Linked DNA regions of Homo sapiens: region 1 is linked to region 2. The links are chromatin loops, found by intact Hi-C in ENCODE. Cell type or tissue: gastrocnemius medialis. All regions are shown on one strand.

Region 1 (8,000 bases), 730 kb before region 2:
TTCATTCACATTCTGTAACGCTACTGTTAAAACAAGGCAAGACAGAAGAATAGTATAGGTTTGAAGGTCAGATAGGCCTGTGTTCAAATCCCAATCTTGACACTTATTTATCAGCCACATGGCCTTGAACAAATTACTTAACCTGAGCTTCAATTTTCTGACCTGTAAAATGGGAATAATAATACATCAGAGTGATCCTGAAGATCAAATAAAGTATAATGAGCACACAGGAATCCTCAGTATATTAGTTTCCTTTTCATATTTCAGTTTGCTTTATATTCATGTTCACATGTCTGTCTTCCCCACTAGACTAGACACTGGTTGAAAGCAACACTATATAAGGTCCCAAAAAAAACTGTTAAAGCGTACCACATAATAAAAAGTATATAGGCTATATAGATGCAAAACTGATCAACTCTTAACCTATTGTAGGTATTAAATATCTACTAATGCAACGACATAATTAAAAATTCAAAAGTTGTAATTAGTAACTTCCTCAATATTCCATTTGAAAATATTCTAGTTGGCTACGCAGAAATGGAGATTTAACTAGTAACCTTGATTCATTTCTTATGGTCAATTATTCTAATATTTTATGAAGAAATAAAAACAGAAAAATGGAAGAAAAACTTAAGTCACTGTTAAGGGGGAAAAAATCCATTTTAAGAAAAATGTGATTCTACAACTACATGGATAAATCTGGCATTATACTGAGTGGAGTAAGTCAGACATAAAAGAGTACATACTGTATGATTTTTTTTATATGAAATTCTGTAACAGGCAAAACTAATCTAGTGATAGAAATATGAGCATTTGTCTGGGGTAGCAAGTGGGGAGGTAGACTGACTGCAGGAGGGTATGGAAAGCCTTTTGGGAGAGAGGGAAATGTTCTAAATCTTGATTGGGGCATATACATTTGTCAAAAATCATCAAGCTGTACACTTAAAATCTGAGCATTTTATATGTAAATTATACCTCAATTTTTAAAAACTGTGAGCCATAAAGAGCCAATGTCTTCAAAAGTAGCAAAGAAATATCAAATATGTTAAATTATCCACCCATGCTATTATATAATAAAAACTGAAAACCGGTCAGGCACAGTGGGTCATGCCTGTAATTCCAGCACTTTGGGAGGCCAAGGTGGGTGGATCATCTGAGGTCAGGAGTTCGAGACCAGCCTGATCAACATGGTGAAATCCCACCTCTACTAAAAACACAAGAATTAGCCAGGCGTGGTGGTGTGTTCCTGTAATCCCTGCTACTCAGCAGGCTGAGGCAGGAGAAACGCTTGAACCCAGGAGGCGGAGGTTGCAATGAGCTGAGATCGCACCACTGCACTCCAGCCTGGGCGAAAGAGGGAGACTCCATCTCAAAAAAAAGAGGCTGGGCATGGTGACTCATGCCTGTAATCCCAACACTTTGGGAGGCCAAGGCAAGTGGATCACCTGAGGTTAGGTTCAAGACCAGCCTGGCCAACATGGTGAAACCCCGTCTCTCCTAAAAATATAAAAATTAGCTGGGCGTGGTGGTGGGGCACCTGTAATCCCAGCTACTCAGGAGGCTGAGGCAGGAAAATCTACTAAATACAAAAAATATTAAAAATACTAAAAATACAAAAAAATAAAAAAATAAAAATTAGCCAGGCATGGTGGCAGGCACCTGTAACCCCAGCTACTCAGGAGATTGAAGCAGGAGAATCACTTGAACCTGGGAGGCAGGGGTTGCAGTGAGCCAAGACTGCACCATCCCACTCTAGCCTAGGTAACAAGAGCGAAACTCTGTCTCAAAAAAAAAAAGAAAAAAAAATATTAAAACATGATGGGAGTATTGGAAAAGCACATATTTACTGGGTGCGGTGGCTTACGCCTGTAATCCCAGCACTTTGGGAAGCTGAGGCAGGCAGATCACCTGAGGTCAGGAGTTCAAGACTAGCCCGGCCAACATGGTGAGACCCTGTCTCTACAAAAATACAAAAATTAGCTGGTCATGATGGCAGGTGCCTGTAATCCCAGCTACTCAGGAAGATTAGGCAAGAGAATCGCTTGAACCCAGGAGGCGGAGGTTGCAGTGAGCCGAGATCGCGGCATTGCACTCCAGCCTGGGCAACTGAGCAAGACACTGTTTCAAAAAAAAAAAAAAAAAGAGAAAAGAAAAGCACACATTTGGGATTGTTTCTGATATATAACTGTGGGTTTCACAGAAGTAGTTTTGGCTGCTAAAATAGAAAATGTTGATATTAGATGTTACTGTAGTACTATCAAGAGTAACTATTCACTACCACGATTATAACTGAGCAATTACATTTGGCAGACACTGAATTTAAAAAAAAAGTAGCGTTGTTAAGAACTGTTATATAGTGATCTTAGCTCATGGTTAACAAATTAAAAACTGCTTTGCTAATAAAAATTTGTAGAAAATTGGTGACATCTTAATAACTCATACCTAGGGATCTTTACACCAACAATTTTGTTATGACAATTTCAGTAGTCTGAAAAGACCGTGTATTTGTTTAAAGGTAAAGTTTGCAGCTTTTAGAGGGAAAAAAATCTTTAAAAAATCGGTGGAGCTGCTTTCTTTACACCTTCCTTTTTGACAATTCTGTAAATTATACTCCACTGTACTGACAAATAACAAAGGCAAAGGTATCAGAGTCACAAGTTCAATTTTTAAAAAATTTACATTTCCAACCATGCACGAGTAAAACATAGGTTTCCTTACCTCATCATCATCATCAGAATCATTCCCAAACACTGATGGTTTTTGCAAAACAGGGTGCAACTGCTGTGTTTTCTTTGGCAAAATAAGCCCATACCTGCATATATTTTTTTTGAAATAGAAATTAAACCTTTATGTTTAAATGTTAACAAATACATCTACTACCTCTTCCACATGAAGCTACCAAATCAAAACATGTCATAAGCTTTATGAACACGTAACAGACTGTTTTTGCTTCTCAGTGATCTCAAAATTCTAACATGCCGTAAGATTCTATAATTACTACTCTAAGTGATCATTTGTGGACACGGGCCAAACTCGAATACCATTTTTATCAAAGAAGAGAAGTAAATGAAAAGTTCAGAAATGTTTTAAGATGGCGAAGTGACAGTAACATTTAAAAAAAAAAAAAAAAAACATGTGTAGTGGAAAGTTTAGTTCATGTCCACTAAAGATTTTAAAATGCTTTCAACTATCCTTGTGGTCTAAACAGTCAAGAAAATGGCTAGATTTTTTTTCCTACTGTGTACTTACACAGTTTCTAAGAACTGACTGGATAGTGTAACTCACGAAAATTTTTAAAAGATAACTGAGAAACCCAAGTAGCCATGGGGCAAGTTCGCATTACACTTTATTAAGATCATGTGCTTTGCCTCGGAGCATCTGAGAGAACCATCCCATCAGATCCAACTCCTTTAGTTTCTCACGTTTTGGCCTTTAAGATGCGGAGATCACGGGAGGCCGCATCAAAAGTAAGGATTACACATCAAAGGTAAAACTTTCAAGTACGTACAGTATTTGTCTCTTTTGCGGCAACGTATACCCCAATTTCCTATATGCCTACCCTTTTTCTGTGGCTTCTCAGAACAATATTCCTAAAACGAGAAGGAAGGGCGGGAATCAGGACTTGAGCTTCTGCCAAGGAGAACAAGGCCCTCTAAGGAAGCCAGGAACTGTCTCTCTTCACACTGCCCCTGAGAGCATCCAAGCGGGGAGAAACTCAAGCGCGGGTTAGGAAGCAAGACTGAGGGGCCTCAGACCGAGCTTTTGGAAAATAGAAAAGTCTCGCTCTCTGCCCCTCAGCCTAACTTCCTTTATTTCCTCACAAGTTTCTCCCTCAAACTTCGGGCTTCCATCCGGGAAAATGTACGGGGGAGGGGAATCTATGTTCCTCAGGACTTCTCGTTTTTTCCCGTCTCTACCCTTGACGACACAGTCCCTTCACTTCCAGCGCATTTAAAACTCCTCGGCCAAAGATACAGTCGCCGTAGTTTCTCATCCCCCAGCCTGACCCTAACTCCCGGATCACTCACTGCCTGCCCGGAATCGCCATCTTGCTCCCGTGTCCGCTGAACGTGGCCGACGCCTCCGTGACGCTGACGCCGATGTCGTCACGTAAACTCTCGCGCGGCTTTGGGTGGCCCGGATCCTGCTTGTCGGTTGAATCGCTGGTTTGAGTCACTTCTATGGTACTGGGAATCGGATCCAGTGACCTCTGTTTTGTTTCGGAGCCCACCGGCTGCCTCAAAATCTGTAGGAGAAAGGAATGACAACGTTCTAGGCCAGTTGTTCGCAGTGTGTGGTTCTGGGACCAGCGGCATCAGCAACACCGGAGATACTGTTAAAATGACAAATTCTCGGGCCCTACCCCAAACCTGCAGAATCAGAAACTTTGGAGTGAAGCGAGTTATCTGAATTTTAACCAGCGGGTAATTCTGATAAAGTTTGAAAACCACTGCCATGGCTATCGATATTCCCCCTACCCCCTTCCAAGTGTTCACTTTAACTGGTTCAGGATAATTAGGCGAAAAATGAAAATCTGTGTATTAATAATACCTTACATAGGACCAAAATTATTATTAAAAAAAAAATTTTTTTTTTGAGACGGAGTTTCGCTCTTGTTGCCCAGGCTAGAGTGCAAAGGCGCGAACTCGGTTACCTCAACCTCCGCCTCCCGGGTTCAAGCGATTCTCCTGCCTCAGCCTCCCGAGTAGCTGGGATTACAGGCATGTGCCACCACGCCCGGCTAAGTTTGTATTTTTAGTAGAGACGGGGTTTCTCCATGTTGGTCAGGCTGGTCTCGAACTCCCGACCTCGGGTGATCCGCCCGACTCGGCCTCCCAAATTGCTGGGATTACAGGCATGAGCCACCGCGCCCGGCCCAAGGACCAAAATTATTAATAATACTGTTCACGGGCCATTGGGTATAGGAATCAGGATCATATATGATACTTTTTTTTTTTTTTTTTTTTTTTTGAGACGTAGTCTCGCTCTTGTCGCCCAGGCTGGAGTGCAGTGGCATAATCTTGGCTCACTGCAACCTCCGCCTCCCAGGTTCAGGCGATTCTCCTGCCTCAGCCTCCTGAGTAGCTGAGATTACAGGCGTCCGCCACCATGCCTGGCTAATTTTTGTATTTTTTTAGTAGAGGCGGGGTTTCACCATGTTGGCCAGGCTGGTCTCAAACTCCTGACCTCATGTGACCCACCCGCCTCAGCCTCCCAAAGTGCTGGGATTACAGGCGTGAGCCACCGTGCCTGGCCCATATATGATACCTTTTTGAAAACTCTGCCCACATCTGTGCACTCATTCACTCTTGGTTCATTCCCAGCTAGTCTCAGAGCAGCCAAAGAGATCAATTACTGAGATAAGGATGTTGAAATCTCCAACTATAATTGCGAATTTGCTTCTCCTTTCAATTCTATCAGTTTGTGTCGTGTATTTTGAAATTAGGTATGTAAACATTTAGGATTGTTACGTTCTCTTGCATTAACCTCTACTAACCTCTATAGCATTAAGAAGTGGCCCTCTTTATTCCTTTATTCTTCTTTGTCTGCTTGGTCTGCTATCAATATAACTAGCTTTCTTTTGATTAATGCTAGCATAGTGTATCTTTTTCAACCCATTTTAATCTATTTGTGTATTTACATTCAAATTGGATCACTTGTTGACAGAAAATAGTTGGGTCTTGCTTTTTTATCCAGTCTGACAGTCTCTTCCATTTAATTTGGATGCTTAAAACATTTTCATTAAAGTGACTATGATTGCAGGCTGGGTGGGGTGGCTCAGGCCTGTAGTCCCAACACTTTGGGAGGTTGAGGCCAGCATGCACAACATAGCCAGACCCCATCTCAAAAAAAAAAAAAAAAAGTATGATTGCTATTTGTTTTCTATTTTTCCCAACTGTGATTCAGCTTATGATTTTCATGCTTCAGCCTCCTTTGTTGGTTTATTGACCATACTTCTTTGCTTGTTATATAAGCTGTTGCTTTAGGGTTTCTAATATATGTCTTAAACTTATCACAATCTGCCTTAAAGTAAGAATCTACCACTTTGTGTATAGTATAAGAAGCTTAGAAAAGTATACTTCCATTTTATCTCCTAGTTTTGTGCTATTGTCACTATGTCATAAATGCACAATAAATTATTTTTGCTATAAAAAGTAACTTGGTTTTTAAAAAGATTTTTTTGAATAGGAAAAATACGTTTACCCACATATTTATCATTTCTGGTGTTTCCATGTCTTTGTATAGATTCAGATTTCTATCTAGTATAATATTTTTAAAAATATTTTTAAAAAGTTTTATTGAGCGATAATTCACATATCATACAATTCATTCATTTAAAGTGTGCAATTCAGTGGGGTTTAGTATAGTCAAGTTGTATGTTTAGTATAGTCATAGTTGTACTACCCTCACCACAATCAATTTTAGTTTTGTTTTTGTTTTTTGAGACAGAGCCTTGCTCTGTTTCCCAGGCTGGAGAGCTATGGTGCATCTCAGCTCACTGCAAGCTCCTGGGTTCAAGCCTCCTGGGTTCAAGCGATTCTCCTGCCTCAGCCTCCTAAATAGCTGGGATTACAGGCGCCCGCCACAACACCCAGCTAATTTTTGTATTTTTAGTAGAGACAGGGTTTCTCCATGTTGGCCAGGGTGGTCTCAAACGCCTGACCTCAGGTGATCCACCCGCCTCAGCCTCCCAAAGTGCTGGGATCACAGGTGTGAGCCACTGCACCTGGCCAATTTTAGATTATTTTTAATACCCAACAAAGAAACCATATACCTATTAGTCACTCCTATTTTCCTCCAAATCCCCCAGTCCTAGGTAAATATTTTATGTCTATAGACTTGAAGTTCTATCAGTTTTAGCTTCATGTATTTTGAAGCTCTGTTATTAGGTTTAAGATTGTAATGTCTTCTTAATTGACTTTTCATTATCAAATAACCTTTATCATTATAATATTCTTTGCTCTGAAATCTACTTGTGTGATATTATAGCACTCCAGTTTTCTTTTGACATTAACTCTAGGGAAAGCAAAAGGATGTACAGGAATGGAAAATAATTGTAATTTACAACATGGCTAAGCTGTAAATAGCATACATAATCATGATAATATAAACACTGAATATTGATCTATTCTGATTACATTACCATGTAATAATATTGGGAAGAATGGATGGGAAGCGTGTGTGTATATATGCTGAGGAAGGAGCTAAATCTTTGTATTGTATACTGGGAGATTAATAGATATTGCCTAAATCGGAAAAACAAAAGTAGCCACACAAGCATGTAATTTAACAATATAGAGGTAAATGTCAAAACCACAGCTAAAATAGGGGTTGGCAAACTTTTTCTGCAGTCAGATAGCAAATAGTTTAGTCCATGTGACCCATATGGTTTTTGTGGCCACTACTCAACTCTGCCCTGGTAATGTGAAAGCAGCCACAGACATGGGCATAGCTATTCCAATAAAACTTTATTTACCATACCAGGCAGCTGGCCAGATTTGGCCAATGGGCTGTTTACCAACTCCTGAGCAAAAAGAATTGAAAGTAGCTGACTCAGAAGCAAGGAAAATAAAGGTAAGGTGGGGCTGGGAAATGCTGTGGTCTCAACAGACCTTGTATAACAGAATGACTTTTTATGAGTATGTGTTACTTTGCTTAAAATAAAGAGTAAAAAATAAAGCCCCCTGCCAGGGCTGCCTGCCTCTTGCTTGAATAGACTGAATGGGGAATTAGTTACCCATAATTACCCAGGGGAGAACTCAATATCCTACATAATTTGAGTTTTTCAATTGTTATATTCTGTATTCTTCCATTGCCTTTGGGACATTTTAATGAAGCAGTCATGGGATTTTCCCTAGGCTAGAAGGGACAGTTTCTCAGATGCAGTGTTGTAGAGTCTGCAGCAGTGGTGGTAACTGCAGCAGTGAGTAAGGGCACAGAGAAGCCTCTTAACATTTTAGAACCCAACTTTTGAAACTTTAACAAGAAATGCTGTAAGG
Region 2 (8,000 bases):
AAAAAAAAAAAAAAAAAAAAAAAAAAAAAAAAACTGGCAAATTATTAAAATAAATCATACTCATGGTTAGTTATGAGCATCCAGTCTTTCTAGTATCCTGTAACTAAAGAGTTGCTTTCTTACTGTTAAAATGGCATCGTAACATGGGCCCAAATATCATGTATACACCTTGTTATACAGAAAGTTTATTTTATATCAACACCCATTCAATTACTTGCCATATCCTCACTTCTCCCAAAATCGACATTATAAAAAATACGATAATTATTTTCTATTCAGTGCCCTCATACTTCTGATTCTGTACATTGCTGTACTTCTTTAAAACCTCTCAGAGTTTAAATTTGTTTGCAATACTATCCTTTAGTTTGGAAGCAATGTTTTGTTACTGTCAAGATAATCTTAAACTATTAAAAGCCTTTAAATCCAGCTGATTCTCAGAAATTCTTCCACCTATAAAACATGAGAATTATAACCAAATTAACAAATCAGATATCAGAATGCCAAAAATTAAGTCATTAAAAGAGAATCCAGTGAAAGAGCCAGTTGTGAAAGAACAGGAAGTGATGTACACTGCCATTTTGTAGATGAACTATTTAGAAACATAAGAAGTGCCATACTAATCTAGAATCAACTCAGACTAACAGCTCTCAGCATTTTCTTTCTGACAGTGGCATCAGAGGTCATCTGAAATAACCCTCAGGCAATTTTTCCTTAATAATGTATTTATCTAATTGATCATGAACATACTTTTCCACTTTTAGGCAACATTCCTACCAGCTATGAAAAAAGAGAGTTGTTTTTTTTTCAGTTGTCCTTAGTTATAGCATGCTGAAATATAGCAAGTAAATAGTTAACCTACACCCTATGTAAATCCTTTAAGTTTTGTAGCCTCTATTGATAAATCCTCTCTGCCTACAACTTCCCAAGGTAAAAGCAGTCACTCCTTACTGAGCAGTATGCTTCGATCAACACATGCTAGTATATATGAAATAATTATCAACAACAAGCCATAATACGGAGAATCAGACTTCCTGGCATAATTTGCCATAATGGAGAAAACTCTACATATCAACAACATGCAGCTTTGTCCCATGAAATAAATACTCAAATGAATAGTGTTATTTCAATGAATTGAGATGACCATTAAAAGGGAATAAAGAAAAGAGAATTCCATCTTCTGAGAAAAAAAAATAAAACTTATTTAACATACCATGTCTCCTACATCAAAATCATGATATAAAATGACAGAAACTAAGTTAGTGCCTAGCGCTACTACTAACACCTTTAAATCCCTATCTTAAAACAGGTTTCAAAATGCAACAAACACACCAAAAAAGCTCTATTGGACAACATTTAATGACAACATAAAATGTAGATGGCATTTGAAGTATTTAAAAATAAGTCACTAAGTAGAGCTGAAAACACTAAATACACCAAAGACAACTCATTATCTGTACACATTTTAGTCTTCTTCTTCACTTTGGGAAAAAATTAATTCTATTAATAGTCATATGTGGAATATTTTGAAATCACATCACCAGTATTTACTAAACACTTGAAAAAAATGTATCATCAGTACATGGAGACTTGAAAACTACTCTTTGGTCACAAAAAGCACTTGGCAGCACATTTCCAGAATGTTTAAATTTTTATTTCTACTCAACTAAGAACAAAACCAACAAGTACTACTGTAAACCAGATAAGATGATCTGCTTTCAGACAAACATGACAGGTAGCAAAAGAAGTGAAAAATGACTGACTACAGAAAATAGATCATAGAATAATTAGGCAGATTAATAAGAACAAAGAAACAGCTGCAGAAAGGTTTGTAACCTTACCATTTTAAAAAAAATCCAATTTCAATATTATACACAACAGTATCAACCCTAAAAATTCACAGCTTAGGGAGAAATGCCCTGAATCAGACAGGCTGTCTGTATGTAATAATTGTTAATAATTTTTTTTTTTGAAACGGAGTCTCGCTCTGTCGCCCAGGTTGGAGTGCAGTGGCACCATCTCGCCTCACTGCAACCTCCGCCTCCCGGGTTCAAGCGATTCTCCTCCCTCAGCCTCCCGAGTAGCTGGGACTACAGGCGCGTGCCACCATGCCCAGCTAATTTTTTGTATTTTTAGCAGAGACGGGGTTTCACCGTGTTAGCCAGGATGGTCTCGATCTCCTGACTTCGTGATCCGCCCGCCTTGGCCTCCCAAAGTGCTGGGATTACAGGCGTGAGCCACCGCGCCAGGCCAATAATTCTTCATGAACTACAAAAGTCATAGAAAAAGAAAAGGGAAATGAGGATGAGGAGGTACAAAATTATTTTATTTGAATTCTAACTAAAATCCAACCTGCTCACAAAAAATGTCAATCCAGACATCTCTCAAAAAGAGAGACATCAAAACTGTTCTAACAGGAGAGGTGTCCCTCTCGAGAGGCCATATCCCCCAACAATAACACCAGAACAGATACACTTCCCATGGACAGATCTCAGGGGAAGAGTATTAAAACGATACTGTCGTCGATTTAAAACCAAAGGAAAAAGAGTAACCTTTTCAAGGGAAGCGCCATTACTTCCCTCTCCTGCTCCCCCTCCCTTCTGTGTATACATGGGTCTGTGTATGAAGAAACTGCCTTGGACTTCTGCAGCATTGCAGTAGACTAGAGGATGGGGAAGGGGGAAGGGTACGGGGAGAGAAACGCTTCCATCGCCCCTACAGAAGAGGGGTATAGATTTCCTGTGCTAGGGGGTGGAATCCACCCAGCAAGCCACCCAGAGCAGTCTCCCTTCCCAAGAATACACAGACACTACAAAGGAGAAGAGGAGCAAAGGCACCAGAGGGGAAGGGGACCTCGCGCCTTTAAACCGGGGTGCACATCAACCCAGTCTCCCTGTGAGGGCCACACCTTCCTCGAAACATCCCCCTTCCACCACCCCTTCCGGTGACCCTCAGGAAAAAGGAATGGAATTGCTCTCGCCCCTTAAAACCGGAGGGCGCCCAGCTCACCAGCTTCTTCACCCCACCCACAGAATCACAGACCCTCCTTTTCTCCCTCCCCCACCCCACTCCCACATCCCTTCTTCCACACACAGGCCCGAGTGGGCCGAATTTCCCCGCCCCCCTCTATATCCCCCTTTCCCAAAGCAGAGGTGCCCTTACCCTTTCGCCGACAGGTCTGGGGCGGAGCAGGCAGGCGCAGCCCCCTGCAGCGCTCCGGTAGCCGCTACCCTGGAGGGTGAGGAGTGAGGAGGAGGAGGGGGCCCGGCGACAGATCGCCGCCCCCCACCCCCGAGCCCCAGCAAGCCGCCCAGCCCAAGCTCTGCAACAAGGGGCGGCGGCGGCGGGGGGTGGGGGGGGGGGCGAGGGGACGACCGGGGTCGAGGAGGCGCCCTCAGCGCTTGGGCTCAGTTAAGATGGCGCGGGGAAGTGCCGGGAGCCGTCTCCGTCGCCGCCTCGGGGGAACCGGCCCGGGCCTCGGCCGCCTCTAGTCCTCACACAGCCGAGGCCCTCTCGGTCCCCCGCCGCGGCCCCTCGGCGGGCGGGCCCACGCGCAGCCCTCCGCCACCAACACCACCCCTGGTAAGGAGGCGCTCACAAAGGGAAGAGAGGCCGCGGGCCGGCCGGCGGACGGCGGGGCGGGGTCCCCCGGGGCCGGGAGGCCTCAGATGTTCGCGAGTGCCTAGTGCTTTCGGCCCGCGAAGGGCGCAGGGCGAGCGGGACCCCTCCTCTCTCCTCAGGCAGGCGGCGGCACCGACTCAGTCTCTTTGCCACCCTCCCTCTCTCTCCCCGAGCCCTGAAGCCACAGAGCCCGGCCGCTGCCCAGCTTCCCCCCCTTTACCCGACACCACTCCCCTCCTCCAGACCGTCATCCCCCGTCTCCGATCTCGCGAGATTTTCCGCCTGACAGGCCGGACCCTGCGCGAGACACGACTACATGCGCGCGCGCGCGCCCTCACAGGAGCGCGCAAGGCTTGCTACGGGCAGAGTTGTCCCGGTGGCCCGGAGTTCCAGCCTCTGTCCAGCATGGCCTCACTGAGTTCGCGGAGCTTCTAATGCCACGCGGGCGTCAGGTGCATTCATTTCACCCCGGAGATCTGAAGAAGAAGAGTTTATCTGCATTCCCCTTCCTTCCTGCTTCCCACCTCCAAAGCCCGCCACTGATCCTGCGAATAAGTTTGCCCTGAAGTGTGGAATATCCCATTCCTGCACAACTCGGTTCTACACCCCCTCCCCCGTGGGATTCAGAGGTACACTGGGCAGCGCAATCAGTATGCAGTTGAGTTTTTGAGATTCTAATAGTTGATACTAATTCTTGGAACGACAGTAAGACTTGGAAATACAGATCTAAGCCACCCTATATATTGGTGATGTAGAAAAGAGATAACTTCTTGAAAAGTGTCTGTGGGTTTAGTAGGTTGAGTAATGAGAAGTTTTGGAACAAGAGCAGCAAACAAACTAAAGACTCCTATGCAAAGAAGAAGTAGAGTTTTTATTCTTTTATCTCAAAACTTTTTTTTTTTTTTTTAGGGAAAACTCCCTCAGTACTTATTCAAGAACCTAAAAGTGTAAGGCCGGGCGCGGTGGCTCACGCCTGTAATCCCAGCACTTTGGGAGGCCGAGGCGGGCGGATCACGAGGTCAGGAGATCGAGAGCATCCTGGCTAACACGGTGAAACCCCGTCTCTATTAAAAGATAGAAAAAAATTAGCCGGGCGTGGTGGTGGGCGCCTGTAGTCCCAGCTAGCTACTCGGGAGGCTGAGGCAGGAGAATGGCGTGAACCCGGGAGGCGGAGGTTGCAGTGAGCCGAGATTGCGCCACTGCACTCCAGCCTGGGCGACAGAATGAGACTCGTCTCAAAAAAAAAAAAAAAAAAGAGAGAACCTAAAAGTGTACACAAAGTGTAGTCATAAAAAATCTTGGTTCTTTAACCAACAAAACGACTGAAATAAATAAACCTGTTATATGAGTTTCATGAATAAAAATTAACTCTGGGCCGGGCCCGGTGGCTCACGCCTGTAATTATAGCACTTTGGGAGGCTGAGACGGGCGGATCACCTGAGGTCAGGAGTTCGAGACCAGGCTGGCCATAGTAGATCTGTGCTCCAAGGAAGGAGCATGTTGATCAGACCTAAGCAATCCGTGTATACAGTGTATGTATGACCTTCCTCTAGTCTGGCTCAGGGATGGGCACATGATCCAATTAGAGCCAATGGGTACAATAAGATTTTCTCTGGCTTTTTGGGAAAGAAACTTTCTTATTTTCTCCCAAAAATGTAATATATATATTGAACTCCCAAAATGGAATCCAGTGGTGTGATCCTGGCTCACTGCAACCTCTGCCTCCCAGGATCAAATGATTCTGCTACCTCAGTCTCCCAAGTAACCGGAACTACAGGCATATGCCACCGTGCTGGCTAAGTTTTGTATTTTTTGTAGAGATGGGTTTCGCCATGTTGCCCAGGCTGGTCTTGAACTCCTGGCCTCAAAGGATCCACCTGCTTCGGCCTCCCAAAGTACTAAGATTACAGATGTGAGCCACCGTGCCCAGCCTATGATTTTTCAATGAGCAATAATCACACCTCGGATAAATCTCATTGGCTACAATACTGCCACTGCACAAAGTTTCTGAAATTTGATGATGATGATAACAAAAATAGTGAAATAGTTAACACGTATTGAGTGCTGATTATATGCCAGAGAGAGTTCTAAACACTCTACTTATTTACTCCTCACAATAACCATATTGGGTGGGTATAATTATTATTCCCTTTTAGAAATGGTGGAACTGGGCCTGGCACGGTGGCTCATGCCTGTAATCCCAGCACTTTGGGAGGCTGAGGTGGGCAGATTACCTGAGGTCAGGAGTTCGAGACCAGCCTGGCCAACATCGTGAAAAAAATTAGCCGGGCATGGTGGTACACGCCTGTAATCCCAGCTACTCAGGAGGCTGAGGCAAGAGAATTGCTTGAGCCCAGGAGACAGAGGTTGCAGTGAGAGGAGATTGTGCCACTGCACTCCAGCCTGGCCAACAGAACGAGACTCTGTCAAAAAGAAAGAAAGAGAGAGAGAGAGAAAGAAAGAAAGAGTGGCACTGAGGCACAGAGAAGAATTTTGATTAACTTGTCAAAGTTCTTATAGCCAGTTTGTGGTGAAGCCAGTTGTCAAACTCAGCTTTCATCCAGAACCACTGTGTTCTTTTTTTTCTTTTTTTCTTTTTTTTGAGACAGAGTCTCACTCTGTCGCCCAGGCTGGAGTGCCATGGCGCGATCTCAGCTCACTGCAATCTCTGCCTCCCGGGTTCAAGCAATTCTTCTACCTCAGCCTCCTGAATAGCTGGGACTACAGGCGCGTGTCACTGCGCCCGGCTAATTTTTGTATTTTTAGTAGAGACGGGGGGGGGTTCACCATATTGGCCAGGCTGGTCTCGAACCCCTGATCTCGTGATTCACCCGCCTTGGCCTCCCAAAGTGATGGGATTACAAGCTGAGCCACTGTGCTCGGTCTATATTCTTTTTTTTTTTTTTTTTTGGGACGGAGTCTCGCTCTGTTGCCCAGGCTGGAGTGCAGTGTCACGATCTCAGCTCACTGCAACCTCCACCTCCCGGGTTCAAGCAGTTCTCAGAGCCACTACATTCTATTTCCTTGAGAGAATGTAAGGACTGGAATTGCTATTGCCTTTTGCTGTGAAGCCCCAGAACAAAGGCAACTCAGTGGGAAACACATTCTGGAGATAAAACCAGATCACTGAAGCCCTGGAACTAACTCTGTCTGAAGTCAGTCCTGACCCTGGAGTTTTTAGCATTTGTGTGCTAAAACATTCCCATTTTTCTTAAGCTAACGTTGGGTCTGGTTCTCTTTTGTTTGCAACCAAATAGTCCTCACACAGAACTGTTTATTTTTTGGCCTTTCCCACCAGGCTGTGATCTTCACAAGCATATGAATATTTGTCTTATTTATATCTATGTCCACAAACTTAGCATAATGTACATAATGACATTCAACAAATGTTTGCTATCAGTTCAATAATTCTGCAGACATTTTCTCCTATGTGTCAGAAATTGGGTTAGGTGTGGGAGATGTCAAGAAGAGTGAGTGAATGAAAGCTGTTTGCCTGGAGTGTATGGAAGAATAGCTGCTGCAAATGTTAGTGTGACAGAGAACTCTAGGAAAAGGTGTACACACATGCTAGAGTTCTCTGGAGGTTACTGTCACTTTGGCACTATGTGCCTGGCCGATGGGTATTTCTGGAGTCTTACACATGTCAAATGTTTTCAGGATTGTCTAAGGTTCTAAGAATGTCTAGAAGTCACCTGCTTCCCAAACTGATGTACGTATCGGAGTTATAGCCGGTCCTGTCATGTAAATGATGTGTTTTCTGCTATGCTTCTCTGTGTCTCTTGACTCCCAAAAGCATATACTGTAAAATGAATATGCCCTACCCATGTCTCAGACTTATAGTGAAGATCCTGTCTGGATATGAAAGTTCTGTTGTATCCAGGTGATAGCTGCTTTATTTCACCTGACCACAAGTGCTAATATATTCTACTCTAGCTAGCATCCCCACAAAAAACGTATCAGTTAGCCTCACTAGCAGTTCTATTCCACTTGTAGTGAACATCTGTTATTCTTGTCTGTCCCAAATTTCTCCCTCTTCTTCTGGCAAAAAGTACCCTATGGCCGGGTGTGGTGGTTCACACTTGCAATCCCAGCACTTTGGGAGGCTGAGGTAGGTAGATCACTTGAGCTCAGGAGTTTGAGACCAGCCTGGTCAACATGGGGAAACCCCATCTCTACAAAAATTAGCTGGGTGTGCTGGTGTGCACCTATAGTCCCAGCTACTAGGGAGGCTGAGGTGGGAGGATCACTTGAGTCTGGGAAGTTGAGGCTGCAGTGAGCCCTGTTTACACCACTGCACTCAAGCCTGGGTGACAAAGTGAGACCCTGTCTCAAAAAAAAATTTTTTTAATTACTCTACAGTTCTTAGAGAACTTTCCTGTCTG

What was found. A loop is a pair of places that touch in the nucleus more often than their neighbours do. Peaks named below come from ENCODE experiments on the same cell type or tissue, not always from the same donor. Only the 100,000 strongest peaks of a DNase experiment are listed, where the experiment ranks them.
Region 1: it touches region 2 in a loop (2.6-fold over the local background); 2 of 110 quality-filtered maps call a loop at or near these places.

What each region holds. Positions count from the first base shown.
Region 1 is chr17:30,112,892-30,120,891 of GRCh38, reverse strand. It overlaps NSRP1 (nuclear speckle splicing regulatory protein 1), which reads right to left and starts at 4,076. Exons shown (of 7, transcript NM_032141.4): 1 at 4,029-4,076; 2 at 2,719-2,812. The coding sequence starts at 4,048. MIR423 (microRNA 423) reads right to left here and starts at 3,813; the gene lies at 3,720-3,813. MIR3184 (microRNA 3184) reads left to right here and starts at 3,732; the gene lies at 3,732-3,806. RefSeq lists silencers at 3,644-3,713, 3,650-4,251 and enhancers at 3,964-4,063, 4,094-4,193, 4,214-4,333, 3,366-4,565. In gastrocnemius medialis, no CTCF peak of the experiment used is centred here; DNase peaks (open chromatin) are centred at 3,671 and 4,111; H3K4me3 peaks cover 1,995 bases; H3K27ac peaks cover 2,143 bases.
Region 2 is chr17:29,386,184-29,394,183 of GRCh38, reverse strand. It overlaps TAOK1 (TAO kinase 1), which reads right to left and starts at 3,821. Exons shown (of 20, transcript NM_020791.4): 1 at 3,160-3,821. MIR4523 (microRNA 4523) reads right to left here and starts at 3,522; the gene lies at 3,454-3,522. It also overlaps the pseudogene RNU4-34P. RefSeq lists enhancers at 2,416-2,655, 3,816-3,905, 4,026-4,265 and a silencer at 3,306-3,775. In gastrocnemius medialis, no CTCF peak of the experiment used is centred here; DNase peaks (open chromatin) are centred at 3,037, 3,883 and 7,224; H3K4me3 peaks cover 2,500 bases; H3K27ac peaks cover 2,809 bases.